Linked DNA regions of Homo sapiens: region 1 is linked to region 2. The links are chromatin loops, found by intact Hi-C in ENCODE. Cell type or tissue: K562. All regions are shown on one strand. Each heading gives the region's core, and the rest is flanking DNA. Links, peaks and the distances in the headings are about the cores only.

The links. Peaks named below come from ENCODE experiments on the same cell type or tissue, not always from the same donor. Only the 100,000 strongest peaks of a DNase experiment are listed, where the experiment ranks them.
Region 1: it touches region 2 in a loop (4-fold over the local background); 18 of 110 quality-filtered maps call a loop at or near these places.

What each region holds. Positions count from the first base shown.
Region 1 is chr1:225,960,528-225,964,930 of GRCh38, forward strand. It overlaps the pseudogene NDUFA3P3. Among named protein-coding and RNA genes, the nearest start is that of LEFTY2, 22 kb to the left of the region's middle. In K562, for the core only: a CTCF peak has its summit at 2,044 (motif pointing right); a DNase peak (open chromatin) is centred at 2,044; H3K4me3 peaks cover 223 bases.
Region 2 is chr1:225,552,314-225,556,716 of GRCh38, forward strand. It overlaps ENAH (ENAH actin regulator), which reads right to left. Exons shown (of 14, transcript NM_018212.6): 3 at 2,593-2,770. Among named protein-coding and RNA genes, the nearest start is that of LINC02765, 87 kb to the left of the region's middle. In K562, for the core only: a CTCF peak has its summit at 2,101 (motif pointing right); a DNase peak (open chromatin) is centred at 2,108; H3K27me3 peaks cover 642 bases.

The DNA.
Region 1 (4,403 bases), core at 209-4,208, 410 kb after region 2:
CTACTTGGGAGGCTGAGGTGGGAGGATTGCTTGAGCCGGGGAGGCGGAGGTTGCAGTGAACCGAGATCATGCCACTGCACTCCAGCCTAGGTGACAGAGCGAGACCCTGCCTCAAAAAAAAAAAAAAAAAGACTTCTTTTGAGAAGGGAATAGCATCGGTGAGGGAGCAGTGAGATGGTTGCTAGGCACACTTACAGGTGTCATCTTGTCGTGCAGTATCTTGATAATATGTGTCAAGAACCTTAAAAATATTGATCTCCTTGGCTGGGTGTGGTGGCTTACACCTCTAATCCCAGCACTTTGGGAGGCCGAGGTGGGCAGATCACTTGAGGCCAGGAATTCAAGACCAGCTTGGCCAACATGGCAAAACCCTGTCTCTACTAAAATACAAAAATTAGGGAGACTGAGACAGGAGAATTACTTGAACCTGGGAGGCAGGGTTTGCAGTGAGCCGAGCTCGCGCTGCTATGCTCCAGCCTGGGCGACAGAGTGAGACTCCGTCTCAAAAAATATATACGTACATATATTCATAGACTAGCGCCAGTAAGAACCTATCTGTGAATGTCCCAGGGAGATCATTTGAGATTCAGGCAAAGGTCAATATGCAAAGATTTTATACAATTTCAAAAAAATTAAGAAATGCAAATGCCTCACAAAACAAGAAAGGTCAAATGATGGTGCATACACAGAGAAAACTGTTATATAGTCATTAAAAACCACATGTGGAAGAATTTTACATGCCATAAAGAAAGCTCATACTATGCAATGTCAAATCAAAAAGGAACACATATCATCTTCACTCATAATATATGATTTCAGTCAATATACACAGAAAAGCAAACAAACAAGGATATTTACCAAAGTATTAACAATGACTATTACTGAGTTGAGGACATCTGGGTGATGTTCAGCTTCATCTTTATATTCTTTATATATTTTCCAGAATCTCTGAAAGCTTTTTTTTAAATAATCAGAAAAAAAGAATTTTTATTCTATTTTATTTTTAATGCACAAACTCTGAAGTCTCGACAGATAAATTCTGCCAATAACCTACCTCACCTACCTACTTAGAAGCTTAGGCAAGTTATTTAACCACTCGGACACTCCGTTTGATCAACCATGAGATGTGAGAACATCAACTCCATGAAGTGTGGGGATGGAGAATGAAGCAAGGCACCAGAACCTGTGGTCCAGACCCCACCCGCCACATCCCCTAGAGGGGATGTCTAGGGGAAGAGTCCTATCCTCCCTTGGGATGTCTTAGAATTTTTAGTTTCCTTTCTTTCCTTCCTTTCTTTCTTTCCTTCTTTTCTTTTTCCTTCCTTCCTCCCTCCCTCCCTCTCTCTCTCTCTCTCTCTTTCTTTCTTTCTTAGATGGAGTCTCACTCTGTCGCCCAGGTTGGAGTGCAGTGGCGGGATCTCTGCTCACTGCAACCTCCACCTCCCGGGTTCAAGCAATTCTCCTGCCTCAGATTCCCGAGTAGCTGCGATTACAGGCATGTGCCACCATGCCCGGCTAATTTTTGTATTTCTAGTAGAGATGGGTTTTCTCCATGTTGACCAGGCTGGTCTCGAACTCCTGACCTTGTGATCCGCTCGGCTCGGTCCCCCAAAGTGCTGGGATTACAGGCGTGAGCCACAGCGCCTGGCCGGAATTTTTAGTTTCTGAAGGAAGTACTTCTTGGCTGTATAAGCTGTCTTCATAAACCCACACATTCAAAGAAATTTCCTTCTGAGCACGCCAGTGAAAGAGTATTCGTGAAAAAGGTCTTGCACACTAAAGTGGTCAAGCAATGTCCAAGGGTGGGGGATAGTTACCGGGAAGAATTGTGTGAGGTCTCTCGGGGTTCCTGTCCCACCCCAGGCTGTAGCGGGGGAAGGAGGAAAGAAGACGAAAGGGAGGACTGGGGAAAACGGACTCAGAGGACCCACCCACCTGCAGCTGCCCAGGCTCCTGGGCAGTGCCCTCCAGGAAGCACAGAAGTAGGGGCTGGAGGCGGGCTTCGGTGGACCCCGAGCCCGGGCCGGCAGCCAGCAGGGGTCGCTGCAGACATGGGAATCACGGTGCTGACCGTGCCTCTGCAGCGCTGTCTTCAGGTGCTTTTGCTGAACGGTCATATCTTCTCTAAACCCAGGGGGTGCAGAGGGTCCTCCCAGACGAAGAAACCGAGGACAGAGAGGTCAAAGGACTTGCCCAGAGTCCCTAACTGGTTAATGGAAAAACTCCTGCTCTTCTAACTTAACGTCAAGCCGGAGGATTCAGGCAGCGACTATGAGACGCCCTGTAAGAGAGGAAGGGTTAGGGCAAGAGCTTATCAAATGTTTAAAAATTATATATTTTATAATAATTCGGCCAGGCACCGTGGCTCACACCTGTAATCCCAGCTCCTTGGGAGGCTGAGACGGGCGGATCACCTGAGCTCAGGAGTTCCAGACCAGCCTGGCCTGCCTCTCCTTTCTCTGTAGTAGAGAAACTCCGTCTCTACTAAAAATTCAAAAATTAGCTGGGTGTGGTGGGTGCCTGTATTCCCACCTGGAGGTGGAGGAACGAGAATCGCTTGAACCCGGGAGGCGGAGGTTGCAGTAGGCCGAGATCGCGCCATTGCACTCCAATCTGGGCGACAAAGTGAGACTCTGCCTCAAAAATAATAATGGTAGTAATAATAATAATAAAATTAAAAATTAAAAAAAATCTTGAGCAATGAAATGAGTGTATTTGTTTCCCAGAATCCTCAGCAGTACAGGGAAGTTTCAAAATTAGCTTTCTTGTTTTGTTACCGGTATAACAGCTATAATATGACTTCTCAGTATTGATTTAGGCTATTCTTATTTACAAAAACTTGGTAATTAAACTATATTAAATTTAAGAAGTCCTGTTCCTCAAAAGACACCAATAAGAATGAAAATTCAAGCCAGAGTGTGGGAGAAGATATTCATAATTCATATACCCGACAAAGGACTTGAATCCAGAATATAGAAAAACTTGCTAAAAGTCAATAAGAGGCTGGGCGCAGTGGCTCACGCCTGTAATCCCAGCACTTTGGGAGGCCGAGGTGAGCGGATCACCTGAGGTCAGAAGTTCGAGACCAGCCTGACCAATATGGTGAAACCCCATCTCTACTAGAAATACAAAAATTACGCAGGCATAGTCATGGGCCCCTGTAATCCCAGCTACTCAGGAGTCTGAGGTAGGAGAATCTCTTGAACCCAGGAGGCAGAGGTTGCAGTGAGCTGAGATCGCACTACTGCAACAGAGCGAGACTCCATCTCAAAAAAAAAAAGAAAAAAAGTCAATAAGAAAAGGACAGTCAGACAATTCAATGAAAAAAATGGCAAAAAAAAAACCTCACAAAATGGGCAAAAGACTAGAATAGGCACATGGTAGAAGAGGATATCCACGTGGCCAATCAACAGGAAAAAATGCTTGGCTTCATTAGTCATCAGGGAAATGCAAGTTAATACGTGATGTGGCCGGGCACGGTGGCTCATGCCTCTATTCTCAGTGCTTTGGGAGGCTGAGGCGGGAGGATTGCTTGAGCCCTTCAAGACCAGCTTGGGCAACATAGTGAGATGAAATCTCTAATCACACACAAACTCACACACTCCCACTGTAATAAATATATATATATATATATATATAAAGCCGAGACCAAGATGGTTGTGAGACTTGGCGCCTTCCTCAAGAACTCCTGGGCCAAGGAGCCAGTGCTGGTGGTCTCCTTCGTCATCGGGAGCCTCACTGTAATTCTGCCCCCACTCAGCCCCTACACCAAGTATTCCATCATGATCAATGAGGCCACACCCTACAACTATCCAGTGCCCGTCCACGATGATGGGAACATGCGGACATGTGCAGCCACCCCCAGGGCCCCCAGGGCCCCAGCTTGGAGTGGCTGAAGAAAGTGTGAGCACCTCCACTGACAGAAGAGGCCCCTCGCATGGCTCCCAATAAAAATGTGAAAACCAACAACTTTATATATATATATATATATATATATATATATATATACACACACACATATATATGTGTATATATATATGTATATATATACACACATATATATGTGTATATATATATGTATATATATGTATATATATGCGTGTATATATGTATATATATGTATATATGTATATATGTATATATATGTATATATGTGTGTATATATATGTATATATATGTATATATATGTGTGTATATATATGTATATATATATGTGTATATATATGTATATCAAGTGTTGCTATTTCTCCCAATATCTCCTAAAGCTGAATATTTACACATCCTGTGACCAGCATAGGTATATAATCAACAGAAATATGTTCATGTGTGTGATGGTTAATATTAAGTGTCAACTTGATTGTGGCCGGGCGTGGTGGCTCACACCTGTAATCCCAGCACTTTGG
Region 2 (4,403 bases), core at 215-4,214:
TTTTTTAGTAGAGACAGGGTTTCACCATGTTAGCCAGGATGGTCTCAATCTCCTGACCTCGTGATCCACCCGCCTCAGCCTCCCAAAGTGCTGGGATTACAGGCGTGAGCCACCGTGCCCGGCCCTGATTCTTAACATCTTACTCTCTCCCATGCTTCTACTTCCACACTAATTAAGGCCATCAAAAATAAGAAATAGTATTTAACTACAGTAATTTATGAAAACAGTCATTTTCTAAGTAAATCAGACTATTTAGAACTTAGCCATTCTATATGGTTTTTTTTCCATGATGAAAAACTACAGAACTAAAAGCTTCCTTGCCAGTGACTGATCCACAATACCAGGAGGCAGCTGTGATGGACTCATTTCTTCCACCATTATCTCTCTTTCCTCAGCCCCTAGTATGAGTGGTTGAGATTGTGACTGAGAATAAAGTATCAAAATCATCTAACAAGAAGCCTTTTTCCCACACTAAAATGCTTGTGTAGCTTGTAAAATGATGGCCGATTTTCCTATTTGCCAAACTTTCTATAATGTGGAACATTGTTTCTTAATGCTTATTACCTTACAATAGAGAATGTAATTGAGTCTCTCCACATTAAGATTCATTAATTTGAAAAGATCAAGATTTAAAAAAAGGCTGTGCACGGTGGCTCATGCCTGTAATCCCAGCACTTTGGGAGGCCGAGGTGGGCAGATCACTTGAGGTCAGAAGTTTGAGACCAGCCTGGCCAATATGGTGAAACGCCATCTCTATTAAAAATACAAAAATTAGCTGGGTGTGGTGGTGAGCACCGGTAATCCCAGCTACCTGGGAGGCTAAGGAGGGAGAATCACTCGAACCCGGGAGGCAGAGGTTGCAGTGAGCCAAGATCGCGTCACTGCACTCCAGCCTGGGCAACAGAGCTAGGCTCCGTCTCAAAAAATAAATAAATAAATTTGCATTTTGAAATCAAACCATATGACTACTCATTGAGAGAAACAATCCTTTCCATTTGGCTAAAAACTAAAAATCAAAAGTCAATGACAAGAGGAATAATAAAATTTTAACTACTTTTAAAAAAGGAACATTTAGTTTCCAATATAAGTTCCTAATATCAGTAACATTTAGTTTCTAATATCAACGGATACACTTTTGAAAGTTTAGAAATAAAAATAATGCTAGTTTGTTCTAAAACACGGGATAGTCAAATGTCTACTCTCCAAACTTTGGTACCTTAATTATTTATCACATAACTGACCTATCCAACAAGATATTAAGAAAAAAAAAAAAAGAATCACAATTCTAGCTTCTTCCCTATGGTAAAACTACAGTAAATGAAAAGCAATTCTATACCTATGATAGCATGCCAATAAAATACTGACACCTAGGAGAGAAGTACAGAGACTTAGAGAAATGACCTACATACAAGACTATACAGACTTTCCTATGCTATTTTCTGGACTTAGAGACACACCAGGCCAAGTTCTAGTGGTTTATTTTCTCAAACTAGACAAAATATGCAACCTATGTATAAGTTATGTATTGATATTAATTTCCTCAAAAGAAGATCTGATACAAAACATCTAAAGGCATAACAACTTTAAGTTTCTGCAAGATCCCAAAATGTCTTCTTGCTCTGAAATTAGTATTTGACAGACTAACACACCAGCTAGATGCTTCAACCCTTTTTAGTATAAGGCAACATATACATTGTTTAATGTATTTATAACAGATTTTGAACAGATTTTGATATTCTACACTTTCAACAAAGTATCAAATTTTCATCTGACTGCAACTCTTTCCTCTTAAAATATATATTGTTTACAGTACATTTATATCATTAAAATCATTACTAAATATACAATATAGGCAAGAGTAATCATATTTGTGTTTTCATGTATAACAATTATTTCCTGATTATAAAATCTCTCTCTTCAAAGAAATAACCACACACTGGTACATTTTTCTATTTTTTAAACCAAGACAAAACTGAGCTTATCCTTGACATATGTACAGTTTTTAAAAATTGAGATTTTTTTAAAAAGTGATTTCTATATATATTTCTAACCAATATGCACTATCAGAGGAGATGCAATTCATGACTGATACCACCTGAGGGCACTCCTAAAATCTTTAAAAAAACCGAGAATCACATTTTTACCTACTGGGAAGGAGACCCAGTCCTACTTCAAGTCCATGCTTTGAAAAATGTCTTTCAGAAAACATGTGTTTCTTTACACAAAGATGATAAATAAGCATAATTCCTATCCACTGCATATTCTCTGGGCTTCATGTACTTGCAACGGAAGTGTTTCTAAAGCAGGATGAAACCCATCTAAATACTTCAAATAAAAGGGTTACAGAATTAAAAAGAACTAAACTCACAGGATTATCTTTCTAGATTATACATTTATCATCAATAAAAAGTTCACATTTCTATAGAAAATAAAAATTCAAAAACTACTTCAAATATATACAAGATCTAAAAGTTAACAAACATTTGTTTTAACATACACATGGCACTTCAGTTCAAGAATACAAGTAAATCTTCAGTTTTGCTTTGTCTCTGGAAAAAGAAAGAAAATACAAATAAACCATGGGCACCTTACCTGTTTCCTGTGAATTTAACACTTCTAAGGCATGCATCATGGCACTTGCGAAGACATTGGCATCCTCTTTGCTGCCAAAGTTGAGACCATACACCTGTCTAGCATCTCGCCACTGGTGGAAGGTCTGTGTAGCTTGATTGTACTTCAACCCTTTAGGAATGGCACAGTTTATCACGACCTAAAAAATAATAATTCTTTATAAAGTCAAACCAATAATTGGCAAAATCAAGGATGTCAACAAATGCTGATTGTATATATTCATTCAAATGTGTTCCTAACAGACCTTGGCAAAAATTGCTTAAACAATTATCTGGGTAAAATCTACACAAATATCAGTCTGATAGAAGTTAAGCTTTTCGCTGATTACAAAGGTCTGCCATAAAACAGTAAATCAGCCGGGCACGGTGGCTCACGCCTGTAATCCCAGCACTTTGGGAGGGCTCGAGGCAGGCAGATCATGAGGTCAGGAGATTGAGACCATCCTGGCTAACACGGTGAAACCCCATCTCTACTAAAAATACAAAAAATTAGCCAGGCGCAGTGGCGGGTGCCTGTAGTCCCAGCTACTCGGGAGGCTGAGGCAAGAAAATGGCGTGAATCCAGGAGGCAGAGTTAGCAGGGAGCCAAGATCACACCACTGCACTCCAGCCTGGGCGATAGAGCGAGACTCTGTCTCAAAAAAAAAAAAAGTAAATCAGCAAAACAAAAAAAAATTTTCCTCATTAAATATATTTTAACTTGTTTGCTGAAGTTTTACAAATACAAAAAAGTATACACAACCTAAGAGTGTATCTCTCTGAATGTTCACATGAAGTCAGTACCCTGATTAAGAAATCAAACAGCAACACCAGAAGCCCCTCTTCTTAACTCCTCCCACCTCCCAAAAGGTACTAGCCACACTTCTAACATCATAAATTACTACATTTATATGAAATCCAAAAACTAACATATCATTCTGAGGAGGGTCTTGAGTATCTATATAGGGGTCTTAAGTATCTTTCATTAGATTTATTTCCTATTATTAATCGAGTTTTGTAGGTTTTTGGATTTTATATAAATGGAGTTATACAACATGTATTAAACGTATCTGCTCTCTTATCCTCAAAATTGTAAGAGCCATCCACTTGTTGCATGCAGCTGTGGTTTGTTCATTTTCACTGCTCTATGGTAGTCGTTTGTATAAATCATATTTATTTAACCATTCTCCCATTAATGAACAATTGGATTATTTGCAGTTTGGGCTATTAAAAATTGCGATGTTATGAACTTTCTACTGCATGTCTTTTGGTACAAACAAGCATTCATTTTTGTTGGGCATATACCCAGGAGTGGAAATATCACAGGACATGTGTATGTTCAGCTCTAGTAGAAAATTCCAAGTAGCTTTCCAAATTGGTTCTAGTAATTTACATTTCCACAAGAGTATACAAGAGCTTGTGCTACTTCTACATACTATGCAACATTACAACTGGTACTGTCAGTCTTTATTTTAGCAATTCTGGTGGGTATGAATGCTTTATCACTGCAGTTTTAGTTTGCATTTCCCTGATTTTTATTAGGTATCTAGATGTCTCTTTTTGTGAATATCTGCTTGAATTAAGTCTCTTGTCCATTTTTCTCCTGAGTTGTCAACTTTTTTCTTCTTTGATTTCTAAGCCCTTTATATATTCTAGATATGATATCATTGTTGGTTATCTGTGATGCATATATCTTATGCCATTCTATGAATCGCCTTTTCACTCTTAACGGTGTCTTGATGGATGTAAGTTCTTCACTTTGATTCTGTTCAAATTAGCAATCTTTTCCTTTAT